Linked DNA regions of Mus musculus: region 1 is linked to region 2. Evidence: chromatin loops called from intact Hi-C (ENCODE). Cell type or tissue: left cerebral cortex. All regions are shown on one strand. Each heading gives the region's core, and the rest is flanking DNA. Links, peaks and the distances in the headings are about the cores only.

Region 1 (10,051 bases), core at 1,116-9,115, 78 kb after region 2:
GGCTACGAAGTCCCAAGTAACTCCAGCCCAAACTTTCTCACCAGTCTTTCTAAAATTAAGAGGGTAGCATGGTCTGGAAGTTTCTGTGTCCCACATTTCCGGTGGAGCCCCCGCCCCGTCCCCCGCCCCGCCCCGCCCTCTAAGGATAAACTCCCTGAGAACTTCTCTTTTCCATCAGCAGGTGGGTGAGAATGAGAAAAGAGCATCAGTATTGCCAGGTGGACCCCCGAACACCTAGAAGCAAGAAGTGATCAAACCTCACTTTAAAAGTGGCTGTGACACTGGTTTGTCTGAGTAATGTCTCATGTTCGTCACAGCCAAGTTACAAACTGAGGGGGTTGGGGGTGGGGGTGGGAGATCACACGATGTAGTCACAAGCTGAAAATTTAAACGTAAAAGGAAAGCAGCTACAAAATAAAATAAAAACCGCGGCAGAACACAGCCACGCCCACTACGCCAAGTCAGAGACCAACCAGCCTCTTCCACGATAAAGGGAGTTCTGGGAAGGGTCCGAAACACATCAAAGCTCCTGCAGAAAAACCAGTACACAGAATCATATGGAAAATCTGTGTCTCCTGTGACAGCTACTGGCTCAAAAAGCTGACATTTATTGCCAAGTAATAACAGGACCACACAGCGAGCGAGGCCGATGCCAGGCCTGGCTTAGGAGAATCGGCGCTCAGCAGCCCCCACGGCAGTGATACAGAAGGCACACCATGTACATCCTACTCAATAAAACTCCTAAGCAAGCCCGCCCCAATCGGTACCAGCGTGTGTTACCGCGTCCTGATTCCACACCTGAGATACTGTTCTAATATACTATGCACATTCTCAGGATGCGAAAACCAACGGGAAATCCTTAGAGTTGTAAACACAAACGCAAAACTGAGTGTGTGCGTGTGTGCACACACGAGCATGCAATGTGTATACTTCGTGCCATGGAGGTCAGAAGAGGCCATCAGACCTCTAGGGTAGTTAGTTATGTTAAGGGACAGTTCTGAGCCTTAAGTTCTGTTTTCTTACTTACTGGGGAGCTTTTCATTCTCAGAGGGAAGGTCTAAACTTTATATGTACACTTAAGAGGAAGCAGCATCAGAGAAAGGCCAGCTCTCCCTGATCCTAAGGTTCTGAACACACTACCTTTCCTGGGGATAGGCACTGAAAACCTAAGGTTTCTGAAAAACCCCGGCTCTCACCGGGGACCATTAAATCGTGTATGTGTGTTCACATCAAATATAGTGATAAATATCTGATCTCTGGTAGGTAATAAAACAATCTCCTATGCAGACAGTAGAAACACAACAGAAAGACCCGTGTCTGCCTGCCTACCACACAACATGGGCTTCATGACCAGTCTGGAGGTGACAGGCTGAAAGCCTGCTTCTAGGCACACTGCATTTTACTGTGTGGCTAATTTCAGATGTGTTTTAGGGGGAAGTAATTAAGAAATTTCAGCCATCGATCTAGAAAAATAAAGGTTAACAACAGTGAACAACAGAAAATAATTTTAAAAAAAAATCACTTCCAGAAGAAAAAGTTTGTTGATATAAGCAGAATTTCTATCCTCAGAGTTGGGCGTCTGGGGCTGTGCAGTGCTCATCTTCCACAGAAAAATCCCGTCTCAGGAAGCCATTACTAACAGAAGGAAGTCTCCTCGCCCCGTGTGGCCGCAGCCTCAGGTGGCACCTGGCTCGGCTGATCTGCATCCCTCCAAACTATGCCTCCCTTCCTTAGGACTGCAGGCTTCTCCATGGTTGTTCCCCTTTCTCCAGCCCTGCGCTCTGCCCTTCTTCCCCCACCAACTCAATAGAGGGTACTCTTCTCTCTCTGAGACTGGCCTCGGACCTTCAGACTCCCAGCTACCTGTCTCCAGCAGGTCCCTCCTTCTCTCCTGTGGAACACCTCATGGGAGCTCCTGCTGGTGTTTCTAAGCACACACACCACAGATCGTTAGGAACGCCCATACTCAAAATTCTGCTGAGCAAGGCGACTTGTAAAGGCAAGCAGACTTCTGGGTTCAGAAACGGGGGCGAGACGCCATTTGATGAAGCCCTTTCCCTCACAGGTCTAACTGAAGCGGACTCGGGGCTACACGCTGAAAGCACACTCCCTTGGTACTTTGCGGGAGTTTCCTGGGAGCTCGCATCTGTCTTTCCTCCTCCTCCTTCCCCAGCCCCTGCTTCTCCCACAAGGTCCTTGAGCTACCCGCTCCGTATCTACCCCATCCCTTCTGCTCCTATCCCACCCTGAGCCCCCTAGCTTTAATCTCTATTACTCTCCTGTCCCATCGACCTCACCACGTATAAACTGAACTAATGCCATTCGAGACAAGGTTACACATGCAGCCGCTTCAGTCCCTGCCCCACCAGCTAGGATGCAAATGTTTCTTGCACAAGCAGCAGAGGGGAGACTTCTGAGGACACACTCACAGATTTCTCCGGGAGCTCATGGAGAGAAGAGTGGAGGGATGGATACTGGAATAAAACTTTAAATATACGTGAGTTTTTTGAAAGAAGGAATGCCTATCTTTCCTCCAAATAAAATGCATGTAGAGTAGTGGGATGTTACAATGTTCACATGTTACAATACAGAGTTTGATTGACAGCGCTGCAAGGCTCTGATCTACCGAGATGTCTCCAGCCCCTTTTCTCCTCTAGAGTCCCATAATTATCAATTATTTGATTATTTATCTTAATCCTCTCTTCTGATCAGGTCTGGTGGCTTACATTACACCTGTAGTCCCAACTCTTGGGAGATGGAGTCAGGAGGATGGCAAATTCAAGGCCAAACTGAGTTACAACATTGCGAAAAGTGCTGGGGTCAAGTCCTAGCAACTCATGAAGTGGACATGGGCGGTAGAGGCAAAAGGATCAGAAATTCTGTGTCACCCTGAGCTACAAATCAAGTTCAAGGCTATCCCGGGCTACATTAGAGCTTATCTTTAAATTGTGTGTGTGTGTGTGTGTGTGTGTGTGTGTGTGTGTGTTTGTGTGTGTGTGTGTGTGTTAGGATTACAAGTTCTGTGAGGGAATAGCTCACTACTTTCTGTCATAGTGGTCAACGGGACATGTCCACTTATATTACATATACCCGTAATACCCCACTACTGTCCACACAAGCCAAGGATGGGAACTACTGATTTGACCAAACAACCAGACACCAGAGTCAATAAGCCGACAAGCAACTGACTTTCCTTTTCTCCATGGCATGAGGGACAGCGTCAGTATCTGCCAAATGAAGACATTCTAAGCAGTCTGTCCCCATAGAGTGTTCACAGTGAGTAGCTGGCTGGTGCTTCTTGTACTCAAGGGAGCTTGTCATCCTGGGTTGCTGGGATCCCAGGTTTCTACTCAAGCCAACACCTTCCAGCTCTTTCTCAGGATGGTGGAAAACAGCACTGGGGGCCGGAAGCACAGACTCGGAGCACACAGTTGGGCACTTGGCACCTCAGTGCCCTTCGCGTGACCCTTCACCCAGCTGCCCTATGACACACGTGCAAGCTGCGGAGGCCATGGTTCCCTGAGCTCCAGGCTGGCGGTACTTGATGCCAGCCTTGAAATCGCTAACCTCTCCCACTCGTGATCCAAGACTTCAAGTGCACAGCGGGGAGAGTGTGTGGGGGTGTCCCCAGCAAGTCCTCAATTCCAACCCAGCTGGGGCTGGGAGTTGAGCCTGAAAGCCCATCCACGGGGAGGAGGGTCGGGCTGATTGTTCAACCCCCTCCTACACCCTGCTCATGACTAATGCACCATGCTGAGAAAGCATTTCCTCCCAGCTAGGAAGAACTGACAAGTCCCCATTTAAACCAAACCAGTCCTGAGAAGGCTGGGGAGGAGGGGGGTGCCCTCCATGGCCTAAGCATAGCCCTTTCTGAAAATGCCCACCTTCGGAGAACACAGGCTAAGCACTCGGGCTTAAGACTGCCTCCTAACACTGCTTTTCCATGTGCCACATGAAGGAACACACACCACAGGTGGGTAAGCCATGTTCCTTTTCTTGAGAGCTGAGAGAACTTGTTAACTGGGTACAAACCAGCCAACCTCTCTGTGGCTTCAGATTCTTTGAAATACAATGGAGTGCCTCTAACCATTAGGCTCCACAGCCCAGTGGGTGTGGTGTAGCGAGTATCTCAGGAAATCAGTTATGGTTTATGCTTTGGAGGCTCTAGTCTGTGGTCTGCTGGTGAGGGGGCTCCTGCTGGATGCAAAGTCACTCCACAGACAGAGAGTGGAAAGAGAGATGAAACAGGGAAAAGACGAGGTCCCCAAATCCTCACAAGACACAGCCCATAATCTTTCCACCGGTGCCCGTAACCTTAAAAGGTTCCCAAAAGTGACAGGCTGGAGATTAAGCCTTAGAATAGGGGCTTTTGAGAGAGACTCCAACTGGCATGTAAGGGGGAGGGGGCGCATGCTGTACATAATCAATGTAGGGATTTGTTTTTCCAGTAGTGATTTTCCACTCAAAATAGCATCCATGAGGAGAAGGAGGGGATTAATCAAGTGTATTCACTAAACAGAGCCTGGTGATCAAAATAACAGCAGCCTCCTGCTTCTGCGATGCCGCGTTCCCGCAAGCGCAGGGAGGCTGGGCTGGGGGAGGCCTGAGCCAATGCTGGCGCCTGGGTGCCAGCTCCGGAGCCTCCTGTTTGGATCTGTTTCTCTCCCTGTCCTCACACTTGCAGGAACAATGTACCATCTGTGCCGTGCCACCCAGCTCAGTTCCGTTTCCCATGAAGGTAAATAAGACCCTGATGTCATTCTCCGTCTTAAAAAGTCCCTTCGACGACTGTTCTCAGGCCGCGGTCTTCACTCAACTCAACCCAATCCCACTCCGATCCCAACTCGATCTGCCTGCTCCGTCCACGGAGGGAGGAGCGATCTGCCTGCTCCGTCCACGGAGGGAGGAGCGGGGCGGTTCAGTAGGTAAAGGGGCTTGCCACAAAGCCAGGCGAGCTCCATCTTCGGGATCTCTAGAGTGAAAGGAGAGAACTCTACCACCGATGGGGGAGAAAAATGCAAAACCTTAAATCCCTGCCTGCATACACACCACGCATGTGTTACACACCACGCATGTGTTACACAACATGCCAATATTGCCTCGAGGTGCATTTTAACACAAAACAAAGCATTATCTATGTGTCAATGGCAGCCTTGATGTTCAAAACCAGCTTCGGTTCCAACTGAAGCTGGAACAGACCCTCGCTTACGTCTCCTACACTCCACGGGGCTGAGGAGGTGGCTCTGTGGTACAGCGTTCACTGCACAAGCCCGAGGACCTGAGTGTGGACCTCCCAGTACCCACAGGGAAGCTAGAAATGGCAGCATGGCCGTGTAATCCTAGCAGTGAGGAGACACAAACAAGAGGATCCCTGGGGCTGGCCAGCCAGGCTAGATGAGTTGTAAGTTCCAAGTTCAACGATACATACTGTCTCTAAGGAAGAGGTTAAAAGCAATAATCAGGGAAGACATGTGATACTGACTTCTGGCCTACACCGCGCACACACACACACACACACACACACACACACACACACACACACACTGGTACCCTGATAGCCCTGCTCCAGCTCATACTAATGACACAGAGTAACAACACTTGGTGGGTTGTGCAGTCTCATCCAGCGCAATGCCATGTGCTAAAAGTACCGTGCCGGGATCAGTGAGCCAAGAAAAGGAACAGAGCGCCATCTCTGTTCACTGTGTGTAAAGACAGGGCAGACGCCTGAAGGCACTGTGTGCTACAGAAAGTGGAATGGCGGATGTAAAGGTGGCGAGGGGAAGTGGGGACCAGAAGGAAGGTTGTGCAGCGATGTTTAGAGGTCAGCCTAAGAAAGTGAGACAGCCCTGGAGTTGGATGGCCAGGCTTATGTAAACAGGAATGCACTTAACAGCATGGAGCCATATGTGTATGTAAATGGTTACTACAGACAGCTGTATGCTGTGAATATCACAGGAGAGTAAAAATAGCTAGAGAACATGAATAAAATATGCAAGGTGCTTCATAATTTAAGAAGTGTGTGTATATGTGTGTGAACAATTATATGCACATATACACGCATAAACATAAACAAACAAACACACACACACACACACATGATCAGTTAATCACCATAGCAACCTGGGACCAGGTAAGCGCTTCACACCTACCCCACTTACAGGCATGAAGGTATACCTGCTGTCTGGGGACACAGGAGTGGCTCACTTGTCTTTGGATCCAGGCCCACGTCCTTCAGCTTCTGATATGGTCATTTATCTGCACAGAAGGGCTTACCAGGGCTTCCAGAGAGACACTGCCTATGGTCAAAGTTAAGCTCTTCAAACCCAGCAGGCGACAAGAGGAGACTCAGACCCCTTCCACGCCCCCCAACCCCCACTGACTTTCTTCATCTTAAAGACTTTTTTAGAACATACTGACATGCAGCCGAAAGTGAGTGTTTCATTGCTTCCCACTGTGGGAAACAACCTTTAACAAAATGGGCCTGCTCATAGTACGCCTCCCTGCCTTAATCAAGCTCTCAAGCTGGCTGCCTCGCTGGCTGTTCCAAGCACTGATGTCACTGCCAGAGACACCCTCACCTGGGAATCTTCCTGCTCCAAGGTTCTATCTCTTCTCATCCGAATCTTCTCCATCAGCCATAAAAGCACCACGCAGGCCGTGAGGAAGATGGCAGTGACATCTGAGGAGTTTGTCCTTGGCTCCAGCTCCACTTACTCACGGGATAAACCGAATGGCAGACTCCCAGGAGGGAGGCAAGGAGAAGAAGGGATGGGGTGGGTGCCTTGAAAAGGAGTGCTATGGAGACCTCTATCATCCCAAGTCCTTTGTCACCACCCAGGTAAAAAGGGGGCAGAGAGAGAGAGAAAGAGAGAGAGAGAGAGAGAGAGAGAGAGAGAGAGAGAGATACCTCACCGTGTCTCACACATGTATTGAGGAATAAGGCAGAGTCAACAGCACGGGACACACAGGTTCCAGCAGCAACGATTCCTCCTGCTCGCACTAACACACAGCCGCAAGAGTTCCCTCCCATTAGGTATGTTTGTAAATCTTTCCTTGCGTGGATGCAGATTAAACCCAGGGCCTTATATGCACTATCGGAAGAGACGGAGCACTAAATGACATCACCGGTCCCTCAGTAATTAAGGGGGGAGGGGATCATCAATGGCTGTGAACCAAAATTTCTAATTACGGGTCTATTATTTTGCTTTGTCTTTAACATAATGCATCCAAGATTCTTGAAGACACACCAGTGAACTGTTCGAAAATACTTTGGGATGTGATATGCATATTTAAATCTTTAAAAGACTTTAATATCTCTTTCTGGGACTCAGTTAAAAAAAATGCACCTTCTCCAAGACCTCTTGGGATGAGGGAAATCACAGCCCTGTTTCTAGGTAGTAAGTCTGGCCTGGCATCCACTCCACCACCCTGTTCTGGCATGAGAGGTCTGGGACACCGGCATGAGACTTAGCTGCTGCCACCGGCCCAGGCTTCCATGAGACAAATGGAAGGCCTGGCAGCTGTTATTTCTTGTTGGGGCGCAGCGCAGCGCTGTTTGTTACGTATGTCCCATTTATAATGAGAGTCGGTCAGCTTCTTTTTGTTTGAACTTGACACAATGGGAAAAGCCCTTAGGGGTTAATTATTAATCTCCAAATGAAATCTGAAACAGATAATGAACGGGTCTTGGGCAATGGGAAAGACACCCAGCAACATGTGTCAAAACCAGGACCTGTTCCCAGGCTCTCAAGCTCAAGTGCATCACCACAGCCGTGAGCTGCAAGGCGGAGAGGAGGGGCTTGGCCCACGGCCCAGGGATTCTACGCCTGCTACTTCATACCCAAGCAACGGGAGAGAGTTTCTTCATCCTGCCAAGCCTCGGTCCCCTCTATGATAAAATGGGGACAGAGTGAGTAAGAGAAGAGCCAGGGAAGAGCACACTGGGCAGGCAGGACCTGAGCCTTGGCGGTCAGTGGCACTGGAGAGGAAGCTGGGTTTTCCTGGCATTATCGGGCAGCAGAGGCTCGGGTGTTTGAGCCATGCTTCAAGCATGAAAAGTGCTCTCTGCAATCCACACCTGAATTCATCCTCCCCTTGCTCCTTGTGGCCGTCGCTGAACGCACAGGGCCCCCTGACAAGGATGGCAAAGACAGACACCTGACAATTACAGGACGAGCAACGTCCTCCGTGATGATCCACGACGGCCCACATACACGGCTCTGCGAGAGGAGCCGCCAGCTCTTCAAGGGAGGTCTCTACAGTCCCATCTTCACTTAATATTTTGCAAACTGTTGTTGCCTAAAAGTAGCTGTTGATGGCTTATCTTCCAAATAAGAAACAAAATTGTCGTATCTTGGAACGAATACAGCCAGCGGAAGATATTATTACTGCCCAAGAACTTGTCGGGAAAGGAGCGAGACAGTTCATGGAAAAGCACACGCCAAGTGCGCCTGAGGACCTGAGTTCAAATCCCAGAAAAAAACATGTCGTGAGAATCTATAATTCCAGCACTCTTGGGAGTGCTGAAGAAGAGGAGAGGCAGAAAATGGGGAGAACCCAGAAGCTAAGGATTAGCTAGCCTCATGTACATACCAGAAAACCCCAAAGTGTGCTTCTATCAAGGTAGATGGCCAGAAGAAAGGACCTTCACACATGCTATAGCATACATTCACCTGGGCTTACTCACAAACATATGTAGTATGCACACATATACATAAAGGGCTTGTCGGAGAGATATAAAGCGAATCAGATTTGTTAAACACAAATATTTCTATATACATGTATGAGTCATAATTATATTAACATGCAATTTTAGGGGCTGGAGAGATGGCTCAGTGTTTAAAAGGAATTGCTGCTCTTGCTCCCAAGTTCATATGCTAGCACCTGAGTCAAGTGACTCACAGCTGCCAATAACTCCAGCTCCAGGGACCTGTCATCGACCCTTCCCACACCCCCCTACACATAGCACGCCCACTTATGCACAGTGCGCACACACACACACACACAGCACACACACACATACACACAGCACATACATATACATGGCACACACACATGCATGCATAGACACACATACACACACACACATACACACAGCACATATATATATACTTGGCACACACACACATGCACACAGCACACACATACACACACAATACATACATACACACAGCACATACATACACACGGCATGCACACATACACAGAAACAAACAAATAAGACTTAATACAATTTTGTAGTGTTTACATCTAAAACCTTACACTTTTAAGGGACAAAATCAAATTCTAAGGGACCTCAGGGTAAGCAGACGCCGCTGGTGAAATGGATTTGCTGTTGAGCTGACTCAGAGAGCCAATATCCAAAATCAGGCTCTTTGTAGGCACTACCCCACCCTGCCCCAGTTATGCATGAAGTGACAGACAGAACGGACCTGAATGGGGAATTTCAAAGCGATCTTGAACTAGGAGTAAAATGACAGGATGTCATCAGTTCTGGTGAGCAATCACAACAGCTATTATACCAGAGACACTGTGTGCCAACTGCCTAGACCTGGGGAGGGAGGGGCACGTACCAACTCCAAGGCAAAGATCACTGTCATGGGTCAGTCTGGAAGGACCCAGAATACATGTCCAGGCCTGGGAGCCCACAGTATGTTTACATAGGGCCTAGTTTACAGGAGCCAGATTATTAAAGAGTTAAAATTATGCCTCAAAAACCCTGGGTTCTATTTGTCTTTCTTTTCTACCTTTCTTTTCTTTTTCTTTTTTCTTTTTTTGGGGGGGCAGGGGGTGTTTTTTTTGAGACAGGGTTTCTCTGTGTAGTCCTGGCTGTCCTGGCACTCACTTTGTAGACCAGGCTGGCCTCGAACTCAGAAATCTGCCTGCCTCTGCCTCCCGAGTGCTGGGATTAAAGGCGTGAGCCACCACCGCCCGACTTTTCTACCTTTCTTTAAGCCATCCCTGTAGCTGTGGGACAGAGGGAGGATACTGTATATGGACACTGTTGGGACTGCACTGCAGAGAGATGGAGCCCAGATAGGAACTCTGTTTT
Region 2 (10,051 bases), core at 1,302-9,301:
ATTCCCTTCTGTTCCTGGTGCTGGAAGATTGCTAACCAAGGAGTGAGGGAGGCAGGAGCTCCATCAGCCTGAGCCCTGGAGGGAACTGTGAAATCCTGCACCAGGTACTTGGCTACACGACAGAGACATGAGAAACACTCAAGAACAGAGTAAACAAAAGGACCATGGGCACAACTTCCTTTCCAAAGACCATGCAAGGATGACGGGACTTTACACAGTATCCCACAGGACTAACGTGTAGCAACAGGGCCGAGAGGGGAGCCTCTCCCCGGAGCCTGCACCACAGTGCAACACAGGCACGGCATTGAGATCTGTGTAACTGTCTCCTACATCAACAAGTGTAAAGGGAAACACTACTTCTAGCTGAACGAAGAACGCGATGCTCTTACGGCCACTCAACAAAGGTTTTCAGTGCAACAGAAACACTCCAATCTCAGCGAACTTTAACAAAGGCCAAAATGATTGCCAACAGGAGCAGAAGGATTCAATATCAAACTAAGGTAGCCAACAATTAGGAGGCTGCCATTGTAAGAGCAGGAAGGTGTTATGAGTGATATGTGGCCTAGGGACCTAGAAAAGGAAGTAATTAAGACCATGGGAAGAGACTAGACCATCTGGTGATTTGATGAACTACCAGGAAATCCCTCATACTGACACCCATGGCCAAAGGAAATCCACAACATAATATGCAATGGAGAATTCAAAACTAGGCCCGGGATAAAATAGCTGCGTAAGTACAGACTCCACACCATGAGGATGACATCACAGCTAAAATACTAAGTATTTTAGTAAATAGTGTATTTACTAAATGTATATTCTATATTTTACATATACCATATGGTGCATGTGTATATACTACGACTACAACTACTACTAAAATACTAAGTGCTAAAATATCATCAGAAGTACCCTGGGACAAGGGAAAGCTAGAGTTGACCTGTGCACACTTCCCTCAGAGACAGCATAGGAATGGTTAGTCTAAATATTGTGTAACCTGAGCTAACTCTACAATAAGCCCTGAGTGCCACCTAAGGGGTGGGCTGGAGAGAGAAACTCCCAAGGGTTTGCTCTTTCTGTTTTATTTTGTTCTTTCTCTGTGTAGTCCTGGCTGTCCTTGAACTCGGAGATCCGCCTACCTCTGCCTCTTGTGTTCTGGGATTAAGAGCATGGGCTTACCACCGCCCGGCCCATCTGTTACTGTTTGAAAATTTATTCAGCCAGTTGAGCTATTAGATCATCTTTTGCACCCTAAAATAGAAAGCAGCACTTGATACTGTTGAGATGTCCTGTGTCAGTGTGTACTAAGAGCCTGCATATATGTGGGCTCATATAAAGGAAAGCTACCTCAGGCTGGTTTGGACTGGCTGGGTCTGCACGAGATGCCAAGGGAGTTTCTAAGGTCAGAGGCTATCGAACCATCCAGGATTTTTAGCAAGAGCTAAAATCACCTCAGAGACAAGCCTATGACTGAGTTCATCAAAGTTGGCAGACCCAAACTAAAGGGGGTGGGGAGGTGGCAGCGTCCTCTGGGCTTAGCTTACGAATGGCATGAGGAGGAGGCTGAATGTGATCATCTCTGCTTCCTAACTTGGAATAAACTGCACCAGCTTCCTCAGACCCCTGCAGCCAGGACTCCCCTCCCCCACCCTACCCCCTCTCCCATGATGGACCACACCCTCAAGCTGTGAGCTGAAATCCCTCTTCCCTTTGGGTTGCTTTTGCCAGAGTTATTTCCTAACAGCAACCAGAAAAGTAACTACAACAGGGACTATTCTTTCCTGCCAATGCGCTGCTGCCGACAAGAGCCCAAACACTGGCTTAGCTGAGGTCACCGTCATGCAGCAGGGTTTTCCAGAGTGAGGCTCAGGGACCGACACCAAGTGGTTGGGCCCCCCAACCCCTGAGAACCTCTTCCATCAGTTTGGTGCGGCCAAGCAATGGAGTGTGAGCTACGTGAAAGTACTGGTGGCCCCAAAGCTCAAACCGAGGCAAACCAAACAGCTTTGTGTCAACCTGAGCCCCTCAAACATCTCTGAAGCACACAGCGCCTGTACCCGTGCCCGTAGATAGCTTCACCCTCTGTGGCTATCATGCCCCATTCTCAACTCTAATCGTAAAACATTCTTGCAACTGTTCTCTATAATGACCCATTGCTGCTAGTCTCTCAATGTGTCCACCTGACATGTTAAACTTTATCAGGGGTTGGAGAGGCGGCTCAGTGGTTAAGAGCACTTGGCTACGTTTCCAGAGGATCCAGGTTCGGTTCTCAGTATGCACATGGTGGCTCACAATCATCTCTAATTGCAGTACCCTCTTCAGGCCTCCAATCGGTTGCACCGGGCATGCACATGGTACACAGATGAACACAGAGGCTAAATGCACACACGGATTTTTTTATTTATTATTGAACTTTATGATTGGTATGCCTGTGTAGAGAAAAAGAACGAACAGGGCATAGAGCTAGCTCTGTGCTATCTCTAACTTTAGGCCCTTGTGGAACATCTTATAATTCGTCCCCTGAGGAAAATGGAGGCGTGTGGGGTGTTTTGGTGCCAAGTGCCTGTTTCTAAGTTCCTCAGATCACTCAGTCGTAGACCAAGAGTCTCAGAGCGTGGGAACTCACTTTTCTAGATTCTCACTGGCTGACTCCCACTCGACAGACATTAAGTAGAAGCAGGGCCGGTGCTTGTTTATGCCAGTGCCACCAATTATGGCTTTCGTCACGGAGGCCACACTTCTGTTGCATATCAAGCCCTTTATAAACATTAATTCTCTGCCACTAAGGATGTCCTCCAGGCTTCCTGATATGTTTGGTTGGGGGCGGGGGAGGGTCAAACAGTAAACGGCGTGAAGGTATACCAGAAGTGGCCAGAGAGACAAAATTGGGTTCTATTCATTAGGCCACAATTCTCTAATGAGCGTTTTGAGACGATGATATTTGCCCACAGCAGGAGATGAGGAGGGAACATGATACCAGCTGCCTTGTGAGGGCTTTGGGGGTTTCCAAACACTTAAAAGGTTAACCACTGCATTCAGAGAAAGATCTCTAATACATGTGAGCAGTGGTCTTGACATTTCACCAGGAAATGTAAGCTCCAGCACACAGTAGGTCCACGCACATCAACACCTTTGTAAGTAGGTGACTCTGTGATTTGCTGAGAGCTGTCACTGTCTGTCACTGAGTAGGACCTGATTCACTGCTTCCTCCGTTTCCCCCCTGCAAAAAAGCCACAGGCTCATCTCCGGTGACAGCTGCCCCAGGCCTGGCTCTGGAGAAATGACAACAAATAACAGTCTGAGCCAGGAGAGTGTGAGAGGGAAATGGCAGCTGTGGGCTCTGGGCTCCAATGACCCTTACCTCTCCTAACATAGCACTCGCCAGATCCCCAGTTCCTGAGCTCAAGGGATAATTCCTTTACTGCTTAATCGAACAGCAGTCTAACGATATCAGTAATGATAGCAGAGTGTAGACAGCCATATAGGAAAGTATGACAGCAGGCAGGTCTGTGTGTATGGGGGGCAGGGGTTGTTTTGTTCGTTTGTTTGTTTGTTTGTTTTTGAAAGACCTGTACCACTACACATCAACAAAGCAAGTCCTTTTAACTTTCCTTGTGGAGAAAGGTAGAGAGGGCAACATAAGGAAATGGATATTTCCTTCATCGTCAGGCACAACAGAAAATAAAATAATCCATCCCCACTATGTCTTTCTTCTAAAAAAATTTATCTATCTCTCTATTCACTCCCAACCATTCCCCCACTCTGTGTGTGTGTGTGTGTGTGAGAGAGAGAGAGAGAGAGAGAGAGAGAGAGAGAGAGAGAGACTCAGAAGTGCAGACATCACAGAAGAGAGAGAGAGAGAAAGAGAGAGAGAAAGAGAGAGAGAAAGAGAGAGAGAGAAAGAGAGAGAGAGAGAGATCGAGAGAGAGAGACTCAGAAGTGCAGACACCACAGAAGAGAGAGAGAGAGAGAGAGAGAGAGAGAGAGAGAGAGACTCAGAACTGCAGATACCACAGAAGCCAGAAGAAGGTGCTGGATAGCCTGAAGCTGGTGTTCAAAGCAGCCGTAAGCCCCTCAAGGTGCTCGCATCCGATTTGGTTCCTCTAAGAGCAGCAAGTGCTCTAACCACTGAGTAATCTCTGTGGCCCCTCTGTCTGCCCCTTAGGACAGCAGAATCCCACTGATTCAAGTTAAGAGACTGAAGGCCAGAGGCTTTCCTCCCCATGCCCCCCATGCCCCCCATGCCCCCCATGCCCGGGTTGAGCGTCTCTCATAGCTCAGCTGCACTTCATGGCACAGGAGCCAGATGTGTGTTTAAAACAGGCCCCAAGGGCTTCTTATTGAATTGTAAATATGCTCAGTTCTGTTTACAGATGAAATGCTTTAACTGGAAACACAAACACCCAAGACCAAAGACAAATAAAAACCTACCGTAATTATCAGCGGCCGCGTCTGACTTCTCAATGTGGATATTCTGGGTGACTTTTGGACAGATTTCAATTTCTTTGTAAAGCTGCAAATCAGAGAGAGGGGGGCGAGTGAGGGGCCCATCGCAAATACGACAGATCAGCATTTTGTAAATTTGCTTTTTCATAATTGATACTTGAACAAAAATTCATGCTACATCAGTGTTTTTATTGAGTGAAAAACCTTCAGTTCTCAGCACCACGCTCAGCTAAGCTTAGAAAACCAGGCTGCTTCTAACCACGCTCTCTCCACATGCACATCACTCTATAGAGCACCCTAAATTCATCACAGACCTGAAACACAATGCCCCCATCATTAAACCCTCTAGTGCTGGGGCAGGGGACTCGTCAAAATCAAAAGGAGGTTATAAATATGCTGAGTGAAGGCCTGCACAGTACTAGACATCTCTGCCTGTTCACACAGCACTTCCACAGGAGGAAATCCACAGCAGGATCAACTGGTAGATACAGACTGTCTGTGTGATGAGATTCTCGGTTAGCCACTCAACTATACAAAATCATAAAGAAAAGTAAGTACACAAATCAACCAACCATCTATAAACCCAACATAGTCTAGAATGTGTTTCTGTATAAATGCAAGATTAAAGTATTATATAGCTCGCGCATCAGAAAATGTTTAAATCAACTGACAGTGCAGTTCCATATATCTGGAGCTAACTCACAAGACATGAATTTCAACTGTGTGCCTTATCATTCCATCCTGGGACAATTACAACGTCCATTTCACAAACAGGGCGCTAAGGCTGGTGAGAAAGTATTCTAACATGTTTGTAAAGCCAGGGTGGGCTGGGCAGGGTCTAAATGCAGTCTTGCAAGCCCCAGAGATATGGCTCTCTCTGTGTCCCACCATGGTGACTCCCAGCCCAGTGTGAAACCCAAAGAGGCCTGAGGTTAGGAGGATGAGCCTTCTTAGGTAAAAAACCTATAGCTGAAATCCAAATTTGAAGACAAATGCAAACTCTTACTGATCTGGAAATGAAAATAAATCTCAAGCCATAGAATTTGATAGGTACTGCATCCTGAGTCACTGAAGCGGACCTCGGTGACGTCTACCCCTGCCCCATCTCTTCAGGATGTCATTTTATACAGTCAAGAAGAAAGCACGGGTCTTTTTTTTTTAATGGTATACTATGACACAATGTGATAGGGGTTAGAGCTAGGAACACTGGCCGTACAGCCTGGGTGTCCGGGGGCATAATTCAATATGATTTTATTTAGACACTTCAGTTCACAAAATTAAATTCTCCAATTAGAGGACTTCAGTGATTTAAAGATCAGAAAATATAGCCACTACAATTACAAATACGGAATTATTTAAAGAAAGCTGACAAGACATGGCAGGACAAGCACCATGCTCACTCAATACCACAGTGTTCATCTCTGCTGGGGTTGAGCCCTGCTCATTTATTTTTAAATATGTGTAGCAGCCAGTCCTTCCCACTAGGTGACAGCATAGACCCGTTAGTTCTGACCATCTCTGCAGAGAGCCAGTGGGATACTTTGCTCAGAATTTCTGCTCTCCACTGTGTCCACTGTCTCGGTGTCACATAAGCCAGCCTCGGGGCCACACGCTCACTCTTGTGCTGACTGAGACTCAGGCCAGGTTAAGGAAAAAAAAAAAAAGTAAAAAAATACAGGAAACTTCTGTGTCTTAAAATGTGTTTTCTGAAACCACAGGATCTGGGCTAGGGAATTTGAAAGCTGGCCACCTTATGCACAGGCAAGTGGCACACATATTGAAGTTCCACGTTTAAAGTACTATTGAAGCACCTCCCCCAGGCCCCAGAGGGGAAACATCATAAGTTTTTAACACTGCTCTAACCACATGCTGTTAGTCCTGTCTCCCCGTCTCCCCTGACCATGCCAGCCTAAGCCACAAAGGCCTCTTAGCCACAGTACCCTAGCCAGCAGGGAGTCGTCCCGTGTCCTAGAGTGCGCTTGGCATACACCAACCTCAAGGAGCCTGTTACAATAGAGGCCAGCTGTTGCCATTACTAGGTAACTCACAGGACTGGTTTCAGGATCTCCAGGACCCCAGAATCTCCAAACCCATGGGTGCTCAACTCTCTTATGGGAAACAGTGTGGTATTTGCATAAAAGCTATGTCACACAGGCTTTGAATTGTCTTTAGATTGCACTTGATACCTACCTAATACAACACAAATGATAGGCAGATTGTCTTCATTTTGTATTGCGTGAGAAGTTAAGAACTGAGACACACACACACTCTCTCTCTCTCTCTCTCTTTCAAATTTTATCAATGGCGTCGCTTACTGAGCCTAGAGTTCGCCAATTCAGCCAGGCTGGCCAGCCAGCCAGGTCTGAGGCTCCCGCTGTCTCTGCCTCCTGCACTGGGATTAGAGGTGCCTGGCTCTGTACCACCGTTTACAGGGGTACCGGAGTCTAGAGCTCAGGCTTCTGTGGCAGGAATGTTACCAACTGACCTTTCTCCCCAGACCCATGTCACACCTTCTTGAAACACTTTTCTGTAAAACACGTGAGACTCACATCTTGTTCTCCTCACCCCCAGACTCACCTCACACCTCAGCATGCCAGCACCGTGCCTCTCTCCCTAACTTCTTGCTTCTCCAAGCCTGAAAACCTGCTGCCAGTGACAGGTTTTTACATGTATTTCTGCGAACCTGAATAGAGGCTCCTCCAGAAACAGGACCCCCCCCCCCCCACCTCTGGCACATACCCTGTGAGGATCAGAGATTATTCTTGGCACAGAAACGCTAAGTAAATATTTGCGAGATGAATGAATAAATAAATTAATCAATTTTGGCTGCACATTTTATTCCCCTGTCACTTTAATAAGATCTCATTTAGTGTGAAATCTGGAAAGCTATTGTCTCTACAGACTAAACCCCAGGTCTGTGGCCATTCCATGGACTGTTTCCAACAACTATCTAGTCAGGAAGAAATAGCCAAATGGGTATCATTTACATTAATATAATCAGCAAAGCAGGCAGACAATGACTATTGGTAGATATTCAGAGAACTCCCTTCTCACTCACACAAATGAATACTCATTACTCTCCAAGATCTTCCAAGTCCAGGACTCACTTTCTGCTATCGATGGGACAGAATTAAGTATCTGGGGTTGGGGTGGGAGTCATATATGAGGGCATGGCTGGAGACACCTGCAGGTTCCTGCAGAGCAGTGCCCCAGCATGCAGGGAGGTAGCAGGGCTTATTAATATCGTGTAGCCTGCTGCTTGCTCAGAAACGAGCAAGAAAACAAATATGCTCTCAGAAAGCACTCTGTGCCCAGACAGGCCCTGCCTTAGCATGACCCCACACCCCGAGGAATGCTCTAAAGCAGGGCTGCAGAACAGGGACCCCTGAGATGATTCTAGGGGCCTGTGAACTCAGAACAGAAAGCAAAAGATACCCAGAACATTTACGGAAGACGGCCCAGCATCTTCTCTGACCGTGGGTGCACGTAGGCAACCCGGACCACAACACTACGAGTGCCCGTGGCTTCCTCATGAGTACTAAAGCCATCTCAGTAGCAAATCCCAGTTGCTATTAATACCTCTGGATATTAGTTATACTTGCCACTATTTCTGAGCAGCAGTAGCTACTACATCCACTGTTAAGTTTTATAATTTCGTGAGCTCATAACATGTTACCTATCATTTAAAATTGAGTTTTGCTAAGCATCTTGCTATGACTAAGCCATGGGAAGGTCTGTCTGTATGTCCTGTCTCACGTGACTGTAAGCATTACTCTGGGAAGGGGTCAAGAAGCTTCGTCAGGCACGAAAGCCGCCCAGAACGCAAGAAGCTTAGAGAGCCTGGTAAGATGGAGGTGCTGACGTAAGCACGACCCTGGTCACTGCTTCCCTGGGGATCTCTGGGCCAGAGACCACTGCAAAGGGTGAGAGAAAGCACAGTGGTCCCTTTGTACCTACGGGTTGTTCCCCTTAACTATAGCACATACATAATAACAATTATAGACCTGAACAGGCTGAGCTGGGCTCACCAGCACTCCATCGTCATCACTGGATAAAGCCACACCGTATCCATAGCTTAAATATGATATGTGACTAGGGGAGGGTTGGAGGGTTGGCTCAATGGTTAAGATCACTCGATACTTTTGAAGAGGACCCAGTTCAATTCCCAGCACACACAGGGCGGCTCCCAACTGTCTGTGACTCCAGTCTTATTCATACACATAAGATAGTAAAATAAATAAATCTAAAAAAAGTTTGTTCATAACAATAGTATATGACTAATAAACATTTTAAAGCCATGGCCTGATTAGCACACGTGCCTGGTATCTACAGGACCAGATTAGCACACATGCCTGACATGTATAGGACCCGAGTAGTATACATTCCTGGTATATACAGGACCTGATTAGCACACATGCCTGTTATATACAAGAAATAGAAGCTTGTTGCCTATGAGCCCTGCAATTTACTGTTTGTAAAATTCACAAATTATAAGGCATAAACTAAACTATCTTCTTGCAGCGTAATCAGCCTGACCTCTCTGACTTTTTTGATCATGAAACTCCAAGTTATTCACCGAGATGAGATGAAACTGTAGCCCAGGCTAGCCCCAAGCTTTATCTCTCAATCCTCTTGCCTAAGTCTCCCAGTGTAGGAATTTTAGATGTTTACCACACTACGCATGGGATTTTTTTTTTTCTTCCAAGAAACATCTTGCTGTGTTGTTCTCCAAGCTAACCTTGAACTCCTAGAGGTCATGCAACTCTTCTGCCTCAGCCCCCTGAGCAGCTAGGGCTACAGATGAGGACTGTAGTGCTGAGCTAAGGCTTTTCTTCTTTGGCATGGAAAGGACTCCTTGAGTATGTTCACAGAACACAAACAACTGGCTATTTAATTCTCAGAAGGAACACCTTGGCTCCTGGCTGTTAATGAGACCAGCTCCATCTCCATCAACACAGTCAACAGTGGCTTAAAGAGTCGAGAGGTCATTTATGTCCTTTTCCCTTTGCAATATTTATGTATATGAGTGTTTTGCCTGCAGGCACATTTATGCACCATGTGTGTGCAGTGACTACAGAGGCCAGAAGAGGGCATCAGATAGCCCAGAATTACAATTGTGGATGGTGGTGAGCCGCCATGTGGGCACTGAGAACCTTAAGCTGGTTCCTCTGCAGGAGCCGTCCTTTTCTTAGTCACAGAACCATCCCCCCACCAGGCCCACTTTCATCCTCTTCCAACATATAACATGATCAGACTGCCACAAGAGAAAAATCCATATTTCCTCAAAAAAAAAATATAATACTTTAGAGATCTGGGGTGACCTTTTCGGCTGGCAGAAACACTCCAAATCATAACTCTTCCAGTGGAAACAACCACTTGTATCTGTTATGCGCTTACGGTTGTCGAGAGTTTCCTAATAGAAGAAGTATAGCTCAAGAAGTTGATTTAAAATGCCACTCCCTATGACATTCTGCACTGTGGTTCCTCTTTCCAAAAGGAACCTCTGAGCTGTACTTCCAGTTCTGCTTTCTGTGGGGAGTCACTCCCCTGTTTCTATCCCCAGCTCCACGACAAGCAGCTCTGTGTCCCCCAGAAAGATGACTAAGAA

The links. A loop is a pair of places that touch in the nucleus more often than their neighbours do. Peaks named below come from ENCODE experiments on the same cell type or tissue, not always from the same donor. Only the 100,000 strongest peaks of a DNase experiment are listed, where the experiment ranks them.
Region 1: a loop joins it to region 2, with 2.5 times the contacts of the local background. A loop is called at or near these places in 2 of 42 quality-filtered maps.

Annotation. Positions count from the first base shown.
Region 1 is chr16:89,916,947-89,926,997 of GRCm38, forward strand. The region is part of intron 2 of Tiam1 (T cell lymphoma invasion and metastasis 1); the gene reads right to left. Among named protein-coding and RNA genes, the nearest start is that of Tiam1, 39 kb to the right of the region's middle. In left cerebral cortex, for the core only: a CTCF peak has its summit at 5,699; DNase peaks (open chromatin) are centred at 3,712, 4,593, 5,146, 5,772 and 2 more places; H3K27ac peaks cover 1,499 bases.
Region 2 is chr16:89,838,825-89,848,875 of GRCm38, forward strand. Tiam1 (T cell lymphoma invasion and metastasis 1) reads right to left here. Exons shown (of 28, transcript NM_009384.3): 13 at 4,429-4,510. Among named protein-coding and RNA genes, the nearest start is that of Gm52239, 49 kb to the left of the region's middle. In left cerebral cortex, for the core only: a CTCF peak has its summit at 5,931 (motif pointing right); DNase peaks (open chromatin) are centred at 2,594 and 5,941.